Linked DNA regions of Homo sapiens: regions 2 and 3 are each linked to region 1. A link is an interaction called in ENCODE POLR2A ChIA-PET data of the cell type or tissue named here. Cell type or tissue: GM12878. All regions are shown on one strand. Region 1 has its middle 22 kb from the start of VASH2. Region 2 overlaps FLVCR1 (FLVCR choline and heme transporter 1). Region 3 overlaps ANGEL2 (angel homolog 2).

What was found. Peaks named below come from ENCODE experiments on the same cell type or tissue, not always from the same donor. Only the 100,000 strongest peaks of a DNase experiment are listed, where the experiment ranks them.
Region 2: POLR2A ChIA-PET joins it to region 1 with 5 read pairs; 5 of 35 experiments call an interaction of 5 or more read pairs at or near these places.
Region 3: POLR2A ChIA-PET joins it to region 1 with 7 read pairs; 6 of 35 experiments call an interaction of 5 or more read pairs at or near these places.

The regions. Positions count from the first base shown.
Region 1 is chr1:212,926,451-212,930,450 of GRCh38, reverse strand. No RefSeq gene overlaps it. Among named protein-coding and RNA genes, the nearest start is that of VASH2, 22 kb to the left of the region's middle. RefSeq lists enhancers at 259-1,200, 1,201-2,143 and a silencer at 1,424-1,483. In GM12878, no CTCF peak of the experiment used is centred here; a DNase peak (open chromatin) is centred at 1,660; H3K27ac peaks cover 1,304 bases.
Region 2 is chr1:212,868,608-212,872,607 of GRCh38, reverse strand. All of the region lies in intron 2 of FLVCR1 (FLVCR choline and heme transporter 1), which reads right to left. Among named protein-coding and RNA genes, the nearest start is that of FLVCR1, 12 kb to the right of the region's middle. In GM12878, no CTCF peak of the experiment used is centred here; no DNase peak of the experiment used is centred here; H3K27ac peaks cover 464 bases.
Region 3 is chr1:213,000,615-213,004,614 of GRCh38, reverse strand. ANGEL2 (angel homolog 2) reads left to right here. Exons shown (of 9, transcript NM_144567.5): 6 at 3,703-3,829. Among named protein-coding and RNA genes, the nearest start is that of ANGEL2, 13 kb to the left of the region's middle. In GM12878, no CTCF peak of the experiment used is centred here; no DNase peak of the experiment used is centred here; H3K27ac peaks cover 347 bases.

The DNA.
Region 1 (4,000 bases):
ACCTCGGCCTCCCAAAGTGCTGGGATTACAGGTATGAGCCACCGCGTCCAGCCCAAAACTGCATATTTTAAAACTGTCACTGCAATAAAAGACAAAAGCTGTAGAAATGTTTCAAACTGAAGAAGACTGAAGAGAGATAACTGAATGTAATAGATAACCATAGACTGGATCCTGACCTGCAGGAAAAAATATAAATGATATTATTTGATCAATTGACAAAAATTGAAATATACATATTAGATTAGATTAAAAGTATTGTATCCATGTTAACTAATAACTATCCATTTATTAACGACATTGGTGATATAAGAGAATATTCTTAGTCGTAGGAAATACACACTGAAATATATAGAGAAAAAGGGGCATGATATTTGCAACTGGGTAAAGGGTATATGGGTGTTCTTTGTACTATTCTTATTCTTGCCTCTTTTCTGTAAGTTTTAAATTATTTCTGAAAAGGTTTTTTTGTTTTTGTGTTTTTTTTGAGACAGAGTCTCTCTCTGTCACCAGGCTAGAGTGTAGTGGTGCGATCTCGGCTCACTGCAACCTCTGACTCCCTGGTTCAGGCGATTATCCTGCCTCAGCCTCCCAAATAGCTGGGATTACAGGCACACGCCACCACACCCAGCTGATTTTTTGTATTTTTAGTAGAGACGGGGTTTCACCATGTTGGCCAGGATGGTCTCGATCTCCTGACCTCGTGATCCGCCCGCCTCAGCCTCCCAAAGTACCGGGATTACATTCTTGAACCACGGTGCCCGGCCTTCTGAATGAAAAGTTTTAAAGTATGGGGACTGAAAATACATAATAAATATCCACTATAATAACCTCGTGAGATACATATTATTATTTCTGTTTTACAAAAGAAGAAACTGAGGTTTAAAAAGTTAGGTAACTTGCATGGTAATGTAACTAGTAAGTGTCAGAACTGGGAATTAGACCTAGATCATTTCAATATAATTATTTCCTTTTTCCTTTTCTTTCTTTTCCTTTTTAATAGCAGGAAGAACATAGATTTAAGTGGTAATAACAGACACTTCCCAGATGTCCTGATGATCAAAGACTTTGTACTGCCCTGTTACTTCAAACTTTTGCCTCCAAGGGAAGTGGCTGGAATTTCAGATTCATCTACATCTCTGACCTATCTCTTGGAGGGGGGGATGACAGAGGAGGGGGAAAATGGCAGAGAATAAGAAACTAAATGACCACGGCCAGGGGAAAGAGCCAAATTAGCATCTGAATAATCCACTGGAGAGCCTCGGGCCTGGATAATGGTCCTTCCTGCAGGTTTAGGGTTCTAGGGTGCTTTGAGGACATTTGGCGAGAGGGAGCAGAAATTTAAGCCTTTCTTGGATGACAGCTCCTCTTTGTCCAGAGAAGAGGATCATCTGCTGTAAAAGAACTGCATTCTCTTACAATGGCAGCCTTCAGGGAGAAACCTGCTGTCACCTTTTTAACAGTGCAGCCGCAGGCTCTGTGCCTGGCCTTCCTAGGAAAGCAGCCATCCTGCAGCTGCTCGGCCCTGGCCTCTGCGGGGGTTTCCTGGACAGATTTATACAGAGGGGAGCTGTTGCTCAGATGCCTTGGGACAGCAGGGGTGGTGTGTGGAAGTTCCCCTTTGGGCTCCCTGGCACTTCAGAAAGACAAAAATGAAATGAGCTTAGTAAGATAGCATCTTTATTCCAACGGAAATGAGAACACACTGCTACAGGCCTGTCCAGTCAGATGAGCAAGACCTCAAGCAGTTAAGCTGGGGGCATGGCATTGGGATTGTACAGGAGCCAGGCTGGGGAGTTTCCAAAGGTCCAGGAACCTGCGTGCTGTGAAGGGAGCTATACCTGCTCATCTCAGCTCAGCCTGGAATGTCCTGGGCAAGGCAGGTAGCAGTCCCTACCTATTTAGTGAATGCCGGAGGATTTGTATTATGAATAGTCAGCAAAATTAGAGTCGGAAACTCTTGCCTGAGCACAATGGGTGCATCCCCTTCATGTCCAGCCACTGGACAGCATTATCTGAATTCAGACTTCTCCACTATTCCCCAGAAAACTATATACAGCTCAGATTCCTCCTGTATCAGTCAGGAGGCAAGCAGGGTGCAGGTGGAACTCTGAAAAGGGTGTAAGTGAAATAAACTTGTGAAGGGAATGTTAACAGAGGTATAGGCAGGATGAAGGGAAACACCAAGGATGGTGAAGCATCCAGGACTGGAAACATCTGGAAAGCTCTCCCACTGAGGCCTGGAGGAGCCAGCAAGGTCAGGAGCCCCAGGAGCCCAGCCCCCTGAGGGCAGCCTCCCGTGCACAGAGCAGGGAAGAAAGTGGATTTGGGGAACAGACAGAGACTACCTCATGCATCCCCAATCTTCAGGACACTGGCACATACCCCATGCCTTCTGGGGGTGTTTCACTCAGAGATAAAAGGGAAAAACAGATCAGACGTCACAGAACCAAATAATACGTGAGGGAAAACAAGACATTGGTGCGTTCAGACTGTCAACGCCAGCACATTCAGAGGCTGAATCCACTCCTGGATGTACTACTGGATTGAGACCAGGAGCCCACGGCTCTATAGGAAGGGGGTCCAACCTTCTTTCTTGATCCTCCCTGAGCATCCGATTTGAGGAATGGGTTCAGCATTAGAAGTGTGCCAACAGACTGGGCACAGTGGCTCACGCCTGTAATCCCAGCACTTTGGGAGGCCAAAGGCGGGCGGATTACTTGAGGTCAGGAGTTCGAGACCAGCTTGGCCAACATGGTGAAACGCTGTCTCTACTAAAAATACAAAAATTAGCCCGGTGTGGTGGCAGGCACCTGTAATCCCAGCTACTCGGGAGGCTGAGGTGGGAGGATCACATGAGTCCAGGAGGTATAGGTTACAGTGAGCTGAGATGGTGCCACTGCACTCCAGTCTGGGTGACAGAGGGAGAATCTGTCTAAAAAGAAGGAAACGTGCCAACAGGTCTTCCTTAATCATAACACTTTCCTAGGCCTCATGAAAGATGGCAGCTATTTGGGGAGCAGAGTGAGTGCCCAGGACAAATACATGTTTTGACAGAAAAGGTGCTGCAAAAAGCTCAGGAGGAAACCCTTCCCCTCGATATGACCAGTATGTATTATTGCTGAGATTCACCAAGAACGTACTGCATGCCAGACATTGTTCCCCGTGCTTCTCACGGACTCACTCCATCTTCACACAGCCTCCCTAGGAAAGGGGTGCTGTTGTGTGTCCTCCCCTACCCCACATTCATGCGTTGAAGCATTAACCCCCAGAGCAACTATATTTGGAGGTGGACCCTCTAGGGTTGTAATTACGGTTAAGTGAGGTCATAAGGGTGGAGCCCTGATCCAATAGGATTAGCGTCCTTATAAGAAGAGACACCACAAAGCACTTTCTCTCTCTCCTCTAACTGTGCCTCTCTTTCTATCTCTCCCTCACACTCTGTCTCTCCACACACACACCATGTGAGGACATAGTGAGAAGGTGGCCATCTACGAGCCCGGAAGAGAGCCCCCACCAGAAGCCAAACTTGCCAACACCTTGATCGTGGATTTCTGGCCTCCAGAACTGCGAGAAAGTAAATGTCTGTTGTTTAAACCACTCAGTCTGTGGCACTTTGTTATGGCAGCCTAATACAAGCACTATCAATATTCCTCATTTATTAACGAAGAAATTGCATCATAGGGAAGCTAAGTATGATGCATCATAGGGAAGCTAAGTCAAACTCACCCATTTGCCTTAGATTTTGGTCTCTGCATCTCTCAGGGTCCTGCTTTTCTTACAGGAAATGGGTTGGTAGAAATAGATCAGGGGTCGTAGCCTCAGATGTCAACTGGGAGGCAACAGATAACAGAAACAAGCGAAGTTGTCTGCACAGGGGTGTGGCAAACTGGAGAGGGCAGTCCCCCTTAGAAAGAGACAGCCTCCAGCCAGGCGCCGTGGCACACGTCTGTAATCCCAGCACTTTAGGAGGCTGAGGTGGGCAGGTCAACTTGAGGCCAGG
Region 2 (4,000 bases), 58 kb after region 1:
GTAATTATATGTATCATTCTTAGTGAGCAGACAGAATACAGTTTAAGTTTAAAGAGGTATATAAGTCTTTTATGGTAAGGGTTTTCATTTTCACTGATTTCTAAGTGAAGAATAGTTTAACACTGTCATCTCAGTTCTCTGAAACTGACTAAAACTCAGAGATATGGCCAATTCATATAAGTGAACTGCAAAACCATCAATAATATGCCACAACCTTGCCTACTGATTATTCTATTTTTACCTAAGAAAGACTAATTTTTACTACATTAAATATTCAACAATTCTACTTTTAAATTCAGTTCAATTTGTAATTAGAGATAAACATGAAGGCTGGGCACAGTGGCTCATGCCTGTAATCCCAGCTCTTTGGGAGGTTGAAGGGGGAAGAACCCTTGAGCCTGGGAGGTCAAGGCTGCAGTGAGCTGTGACTGCGCCATTGCACTCCAGCCTGGGCAACAGAGCAGGACCCTGTCTCAAAACAAAAAAAAAGGAAAATAAAAGAAATAAAAAATCAGATATGAGGAAGCCAATATACTATTGAACTTTTAAAAGACTTGAGTTAGTAACCATTTTCTTCTGAAATGTGATATAAAGTTTATCATCTGATCCAACTGCACCTCTGGGATTGAAAAACTCCAGGTAGATTCATGGAAGCAGAGCTAGGTCTTGCTAACTCACTTGAGCTTCATATGGAAAGTACAGGGGTAGAGCTAAGAGACATAAAAGTGTGGTGGTATATGGTGTCTGACACTCTAAGTTTTAGCGCTATCCATTTCTAGTTAGAAATTTCACAGCCACCCCAGGCAGACAACATCTAGAGACCACCTTTTTGCTGTGCAGGAAAGATCGACCAACTTTCCATAAAAGATGACTAGAGAGAGATTTCTTTAGGGTTAGGCTAACCAGAAGTCAAGACTAATTCACAGGTCAGGCATGGTGCTCACTTTTGTAATCTCAGCACTTTGGGAGGTCAAAGTGGGTCCATCACTTGTACAAGACTGTCTCTAGAAAAAAATTGTTTAAACTAGCTATGCATGGCAGCATGCACCTGTAATCCTAGCTACTTGCGAGGCTGAAGCGAGAGGATCGCTTCAGGATCGCTTCACTGAGCCCAGGAATACAGGCTGCAGTGAGCTGGGATCATATCACTACACTCTAGCCTAGGTGATAAAGCAAGACCTTGTCTGTAAAAAACAAACAAAAAACACAAAAAACTATTTACAGAAGGGCTGAACTGCTAAAATATGGTACAGCAGAAATTAAAATCTAGACTTTGTATTGACTCAAAACTTTAAACTCTCTCAAAATTGTTAATTACAATAGAAGGAAAATACTGTACTTCATTGAATCTAAGATACTCTAATACTTGCAGTCAATGATCTTGCCAGGTATCAATAGAAGGTTTTCACATAACCATATCTCAATTACCACAAATGTTAGATGCCACTGATTATTAAAGGCATCTTGATTTCAGAGATTTCATGAAAAAGGTATACCTCAAGATTGATGAAACAGGGTAAATTCAAAAAGAAAAAAGAAGCCCGGCACAGTGGCTCACACCTGTAATCCCAGCACTTTGGGAGGCCGAGGCAGGTGGATCATGTGAGGTCAGGAGTTCGAGACCAGCCTGGCCAACATGGTGAAACCCCGTCTCTACAAAAAATTACAAAAATTAGCCAGGCATTAATGGTGGCACATGCCTGTAGTTACAGCTACTTAGGAGGCTGAGGCAGGAATTGCTCAAACCCAGGAGGTGGAGGTTGCAGTGAGCTGAGATTGTGCTACTGCACTCCAGCCGGGGCAACGGAGTGAGACTATCTCAAAAAACAAAACAAACAAAAAGAAACAGAAAGAAAAAAGAAGGTAAATGGATTCAGTAAATAATATTGTTTAGGAATTTTTTTTAGAAATTAGGATTTTTCTGCCATTCTCAGCCAGACAGCAAGAAAAAAAATTTTTTTTAATAGAAATTAGGATTTTTTTTTAATTGGCTATTTCTTTCTTCCAACAAGGAAGACCTGCTTTGTGTTTGAAAGAGGGTTAGATCTGATGGACCTAGCAACTGGAATCATTTGGAAATTAAAAATAATACAGATTTTGAGATTCTACCCAAGGCTCAATGAATCAGAAACTCCAGGATGAAGCCAAAGAAACTGTTTTAAACACGAAACTCCCCAAATGCTTTTGAAAACCAGCCAGGGAGAAACAATCACTGGGAAAGTAAGAAATGACCCTTAAAATTTCCATGAAATACTACAATTCTCTAATTTTCCTGTTTGCTGCTAAAAATTTTTTAAATTACAGTTCATTGCTGACCAACACATTAACTGTGATATAACTAAAACTTATCAAACTAAAATATACTTTTCTTTTTACAGATCTTACAACTAATTAAAGAGGAGATATAACTCATAAATATTTACTTTTTAATATCCTTACATTGGAAGGCTGGTACACATAAAAGGTTTAAGTTGCAAATCCTCCTCTTCCTTTCATTCTATCTGATCTTGTACTGTTAGGATGTCTGTTGTCTTTTCCTGAGTCTCTTTGTATCCTAATCAGATAGGAAATATCTCTTCTTACTAAGATTGGTAATGCAGAACTCACATAGTTATAAAACAAAGTTTCAGAAAATAAAAACTATGCTTACAAGGTAGTCATGGGTATTTAATGAATCTTAAGTCTCTTACTTTTTTATTTACCATGGCAAAATAAATCTAAATGGCCCAAATCTGAACTGAAATGCAAAAATGAAAATATTTCTGACTTCTGGCTGGGCGCAGAGGCTCACGCCTCTAATCCCAACACTTTGGGAGGCCTGAGGCGGGCAACTCACCTGAGGTCAAGAGTTGGAGACCAGCCTGGCCAACATGGCAAAAACTTGTCTCTACTAAAAACACAAAAATTAGCCAGGGGTGGTGGGCACCTTAATCCCAGCTAGGAGGCTGAGGCAGGAGAATCACTTGAACCCAGGAGGCGGAGGTTGCTGTGAGCCAAGGTCGCACCACCGCACTCCAGCCTGGGCGACAGAGTGAAACTGTGTCTCAAAAATGAAAAGAAAAGAAAATACTTCTTACCAGTCTTTAAATCCATTACATTTATTTTTTGAATACAAGAGTTATCTGTTAGTTTCAGGAAGTCAAACTATCTTTTGGCAAAAATCAAGCCTGTATTTACCAGCTACATGTTGTAGGAAAGTCGAACTTAAGTCTACTTGAAGAAAGAGAAACAAAAAGCCATGGATCTATGGCCTTGTTTACACCTAACTGCTACTTTCAAAGGATGAAATATGGCTTCTTCTTTCTCCTTTGAAACAGAAAAATAATAGCTTTCTATTGTCTTCTCCCAACCAAAAATTTGCACCAATAAAACAACTGATTATTTGAAGCAGTTATTCTCCACTTCTGGTGTTAGTCTTATAAAGTAGCCAAAATATTCTCGAGCACCACATTCAAACTTTTCCTCCTGTGATGAATACGTTGCAAATCTATTGCTGTTTAGGGCTACTTTTACATTTTAAAACCGTATTTTAACATTTTTAAAATTTCGTTATTTGTCCCTGTGTGATTCAGGCATATATTACATATATTAGGTTATTATAAGACAAATAAATGTTTGAATCCTGGCTCTGCCTCAGCTCACTGTATGACTTTGAGGAAGTAAACTCCTGTCTCTCACCTTTACAGCTTTCTCATCGATAAAATGTAAATAACAATAGCAAGCTGTTATGAAGATTACATGATACAATATATGTAAAATAATTCTGTAATTATCAAGTGCAACACAAAAATATTGTCTTTTTTTGAGGAATATTTATTTAAAAAAATCAGAGACTGCCTCAGGAGTTTGAAATTCTTACAGACTAAGTTAAATGTATTTCTGTTAAGAGTATGCAGCCGGGCCAGGCATGGTGGTTCACGCCTATAATCCCAGCACTTTGGGAGGCCGAGACAAGCGGATCACCTGAGGTCAGGAGTTTGAATCCAGCCTGACCAACATG
Region 3 (4,000 bases), 74 kb before region 1:
TACAGGCGTGAGCCACTGTGCCCAGCTTCTTCTAGTAAGTAATTATTTTCACTTGGTTGATTTATATCTTTTTCATCTATCTGTGGCAACATACTGCTTGGAGGAATTAACAGGCAGCAAAAAAAAAAAAAGTATTGACAGACATGGATACTTCACCGATAAGTAACACAAGGTGGCAGGATAGAATTTTGAATGCTGGTTGTGGGCAAAATAGTAATTTAACATTTATTATACAAGTTTCCGTTGTAGAATAATAAATATTTTCTTTAGCTTAGCACAATTTATCTCGTGATTATTTTTATTGTGCTTTCCTCTCCTTACTTTAGATCATTTCATCTTCAGTATATTTACCAAAATAAGCTCTCCAACACTGGAGTTTTGAGTAATAGTTTAAAATTATTTATTTTTTTTTTTGAGATGGAGTCTTGCTCTTTCGCCAGGCTGGAGTGCAATGGTGGGATCTCGGCTCACTGCATCCTCTGTCTCCCAGGTTCAAGCAATTCTGCCTCAGCCTCCCGAGTAGCTGGGACTACAGGCTTGCACCACCAAGCCCGGCTAATTTTTTGTATTTTTAGTAGAGATGGGGTTTCACAGTGTTAGCCAGGATGGTCTCTAACTCCCAACCTTAGGTGACCTGCAGGTTCACCTCGGCCTCCCAAAGTGCTGGGATTACAGGCGTGAGCCACCATGCCCAGCCAATAAGTTTAAAATTTTGTAAGAGTTAATCTCTCTTAGTACAGGTATACTTCATTTTATTGTGCTTTGCTTTATCGAGCTTCAAACATACTGCATTTTACAAAATTGAAGTTTCATAGCAACTCTACCTTAAGCAGCTCTATCATTGCCATTTTTCCAACAGCATGTGCTCAATTCCTGTCTCTGTCACCTTTTGGTAACTCTTGCATTACTCAAGCATTTTCATTATTATTAACATCTGTTATGTTGATCCAAGATTAGTGATCTTCGATATTACTATTGTAATGGTTTTGGGGTGTTATGAACTGTACCCATATAAAATGAGAACTTAATCGATAAATGTGTTCTGACTGCTCCACTAATCATCTCTCTCCCCCTACTTGGGCCTCTATATTCCCTGAAGCACAACCATATTGAAACTAGGCCAAGTAATAGCCCTGCAGCGCTCTCTAAGTGTTCAAGTAGAAGGAAGACTCACATGTCTCACTTTGAATCAAAAGCTAGAAATGATTAAGCTTAGCAAGGAAGGCATTTTGAAAGCTGAGAGAGGCCAAAAGCTAGGCCTCTTGCACCAAACAGCAAAGTTGTGAATGCAAGGAAAAGTTCTTGAAGGAAGTTAGAAGTGCTACTCCAGTGTATGAAGGCATAATAAGAAAGCAAAACAGCCTTATTGCTAATATGGAGAAAGCTTGAGTGGTCTGGATAGAAGATCAAACCAGCCACAGGATTCCCTTGAGTCAAAGCCTAATCCAGAGGAATGCATTAAGTCTCTTCAATTTTTTGAAGGCTGAGAGATGAGGAAGCTGCAGAAGAGAAGTTGGAAGTTAACAGAGGTTAATTTATGAGGTTTAAAGAATGAAGCCATCTCCATAACATAAAAGTACAGGTAAAGCAGCAAGTGCTGCTGATGTAGAAGCTGCAGTAGGTTATCCAGAAGATCTAGCTAAGATCATTGATGAAGGTGGCTACACTAAATAATAGATTTTTTTTTTTTTTTTTTTGAGACAGGATCTCGCGCTGTTGCCCAGGCTGGACTGCAGTGACACGATCTCGGTTCACTGCTACCTCTGCCTCCTGGGTTCCAGCGATTCTGCTTCAGCTTCCCAAGTAGGTGGGATTACAGGTGCATGCCTCCACGCCGGGCTAATTTTTTAATATTTTTTGGTAGAGGTGGCGTTTCACCATGTTGCCCAGGCTGGTCTCGAACTCCTGGGCTTGAGCAATCCTCCTGCCTCAGCCCCTCAAAGTGTTGGGATTACAGGCATGAGCCACCGCACCTGGCCAACAATTTTTAATGTGGATGAAACCACTTTATATTGCAAGAAGATGCCATCTAGGACTTCATAACTAGAAAGAAGAAGTCAGTGCCTGGTTTCAAAGGACAGGCTGACTCTTTTGTTAGGAGCTAATATAGCTTGTTACTTTAAGTTAAAGTCAGCATTCATTGACCATTCTGAAAATCCTAGGGCACTTAAAAATTATGCTAAATCCACTCTACCTGTGCTATGTCAGTGGAAAAACAAAGCTTGGGGATGACAGTGCATCTGTTTATGGCATAGAATATTTTAAGCACACTGCTGAGACCACTATTCAGAAAAACAGATTCCTTTCCAAAGATTACTGTTCGTTCACAAGGCACCTGGTCACCCAAGAGCTCTGATGAAGATGTACAAGGAAATGAATGTTTTTTCATCCCTGCTAACACGGCATCCATTCTGCAGCCTATGGAATCAAGGAGTAATTTTGTACCTACAGGTCTCCTTATTTAAGAAATACATTTCATAGGCTATAGCTGCCATAGAAGTGATTTCTCTGATGGATCTGGGGAAAGTAAATTGCAAACCTGCAAAGGATTCAGCATCCTAAATGCTATTCAGAACATTCGTGATTCATGGGAGGAGGTCAAAATATCACCATTAAAAAGAGTTTGGTAGAAGTTGATTCCAGCCCTCATGGATGACTTTGAGGGGTTCAAGACTTCAGGGGAGGAAGTAACTGTAGATGTGGTGGAAATAGCAAGAGAACTAGAAGTGGAGCCTGAAGAATTAACTGAATTGTTTCAATCTCATGATAAAACTTAAATAGATGAGGAGTTGCTTCTTATAGATGAGCAGAGTATTTTCTTGAGATGCATTCTATTCCTGGTGAAGATGCTGTGAACATTGCTGAAATTACAACAAAGGATTTTAAATGTTACATAAATTTAATTGATAAAACATTGGAAGGGTTTCCAATTTTGAAAAAAAGTTCCGTGGATAAAGTGCTGTCAAATAGCATCAGATGCTACAGAAAAATCTTTTATGAAAGGAAGCATCAATGGCTGCAGCAAATTTCATTGTTGTCTTATTTTAAGAAATTGCCACAGCCAACCCCCACTTTAAGCAACCATCACCCTGATCAGCCAGCAGTCATTAATATCTAGGCAAGATCCTCCACCTGTAAAAAGATGATGACTCACTGAAGGCTGAGATGATTGTTAGGATATTTTAACAATGAAGTATTTTTAAATTAAGGTATGTATTTTCTTAGGCATAATGCTATTGCACACTTAGTAAACTACAGTATAGTATAAACGCAACTTACATGCACTGGGAAACTGAAAAAATTATGTGACTTGCTTTATTGAGATACTCACTTTATTGTGGTGGCCTGAAACCAAACCCGCAGTACCTGTGAGCATGCCTATATTTGATACAATAGGAACTATATTGCAGGTAGTAAAAAATGATGAATAGTGTTAGTTCAAAGCGATAGATGATTTGTATGTCCAAATTAAAGAAAAGCATGTATGGGAAAAAGATTGTCATTTTTATGTAAATGATAAGTGCTTTCTGAATTGTATTTAAAGAAAAGAAGATTTTATAAGTCCAAAGAATCACTTAATACAATGAATAAAGGGTAATAATTTACCACTTTTGGATTACCTTTTATTTAAGACATAAATTTTTCAACTCATAAGCTATTTAAAATCTTTTCACTTAAGATACCTGTTGAAATTTTGTTTAGGTATCTGGCCAGGAACAGTCTTCACGGGGACAAAGAATTTTATCTATTCCAATTTGGCCCCCAAACCTAGGTATCTCACAGAACTGTGTGTATGAGGTACAGCAGGTACCAAAAGTAGAAAAGACAGGTAAGTGTTTGTAATACATTTTGGCAGTCTGCTGGGTAATCATGTTCCCTTTGAAGACATAAAACTAAGTTTTTAAAAAGAAAAAATCTCAGGGATGAATATTCATATATATAAATATGTAGTTATTCATTTTTTTTCTTAAGACCTCTAAATTTACCTTTTTAAAGTTGA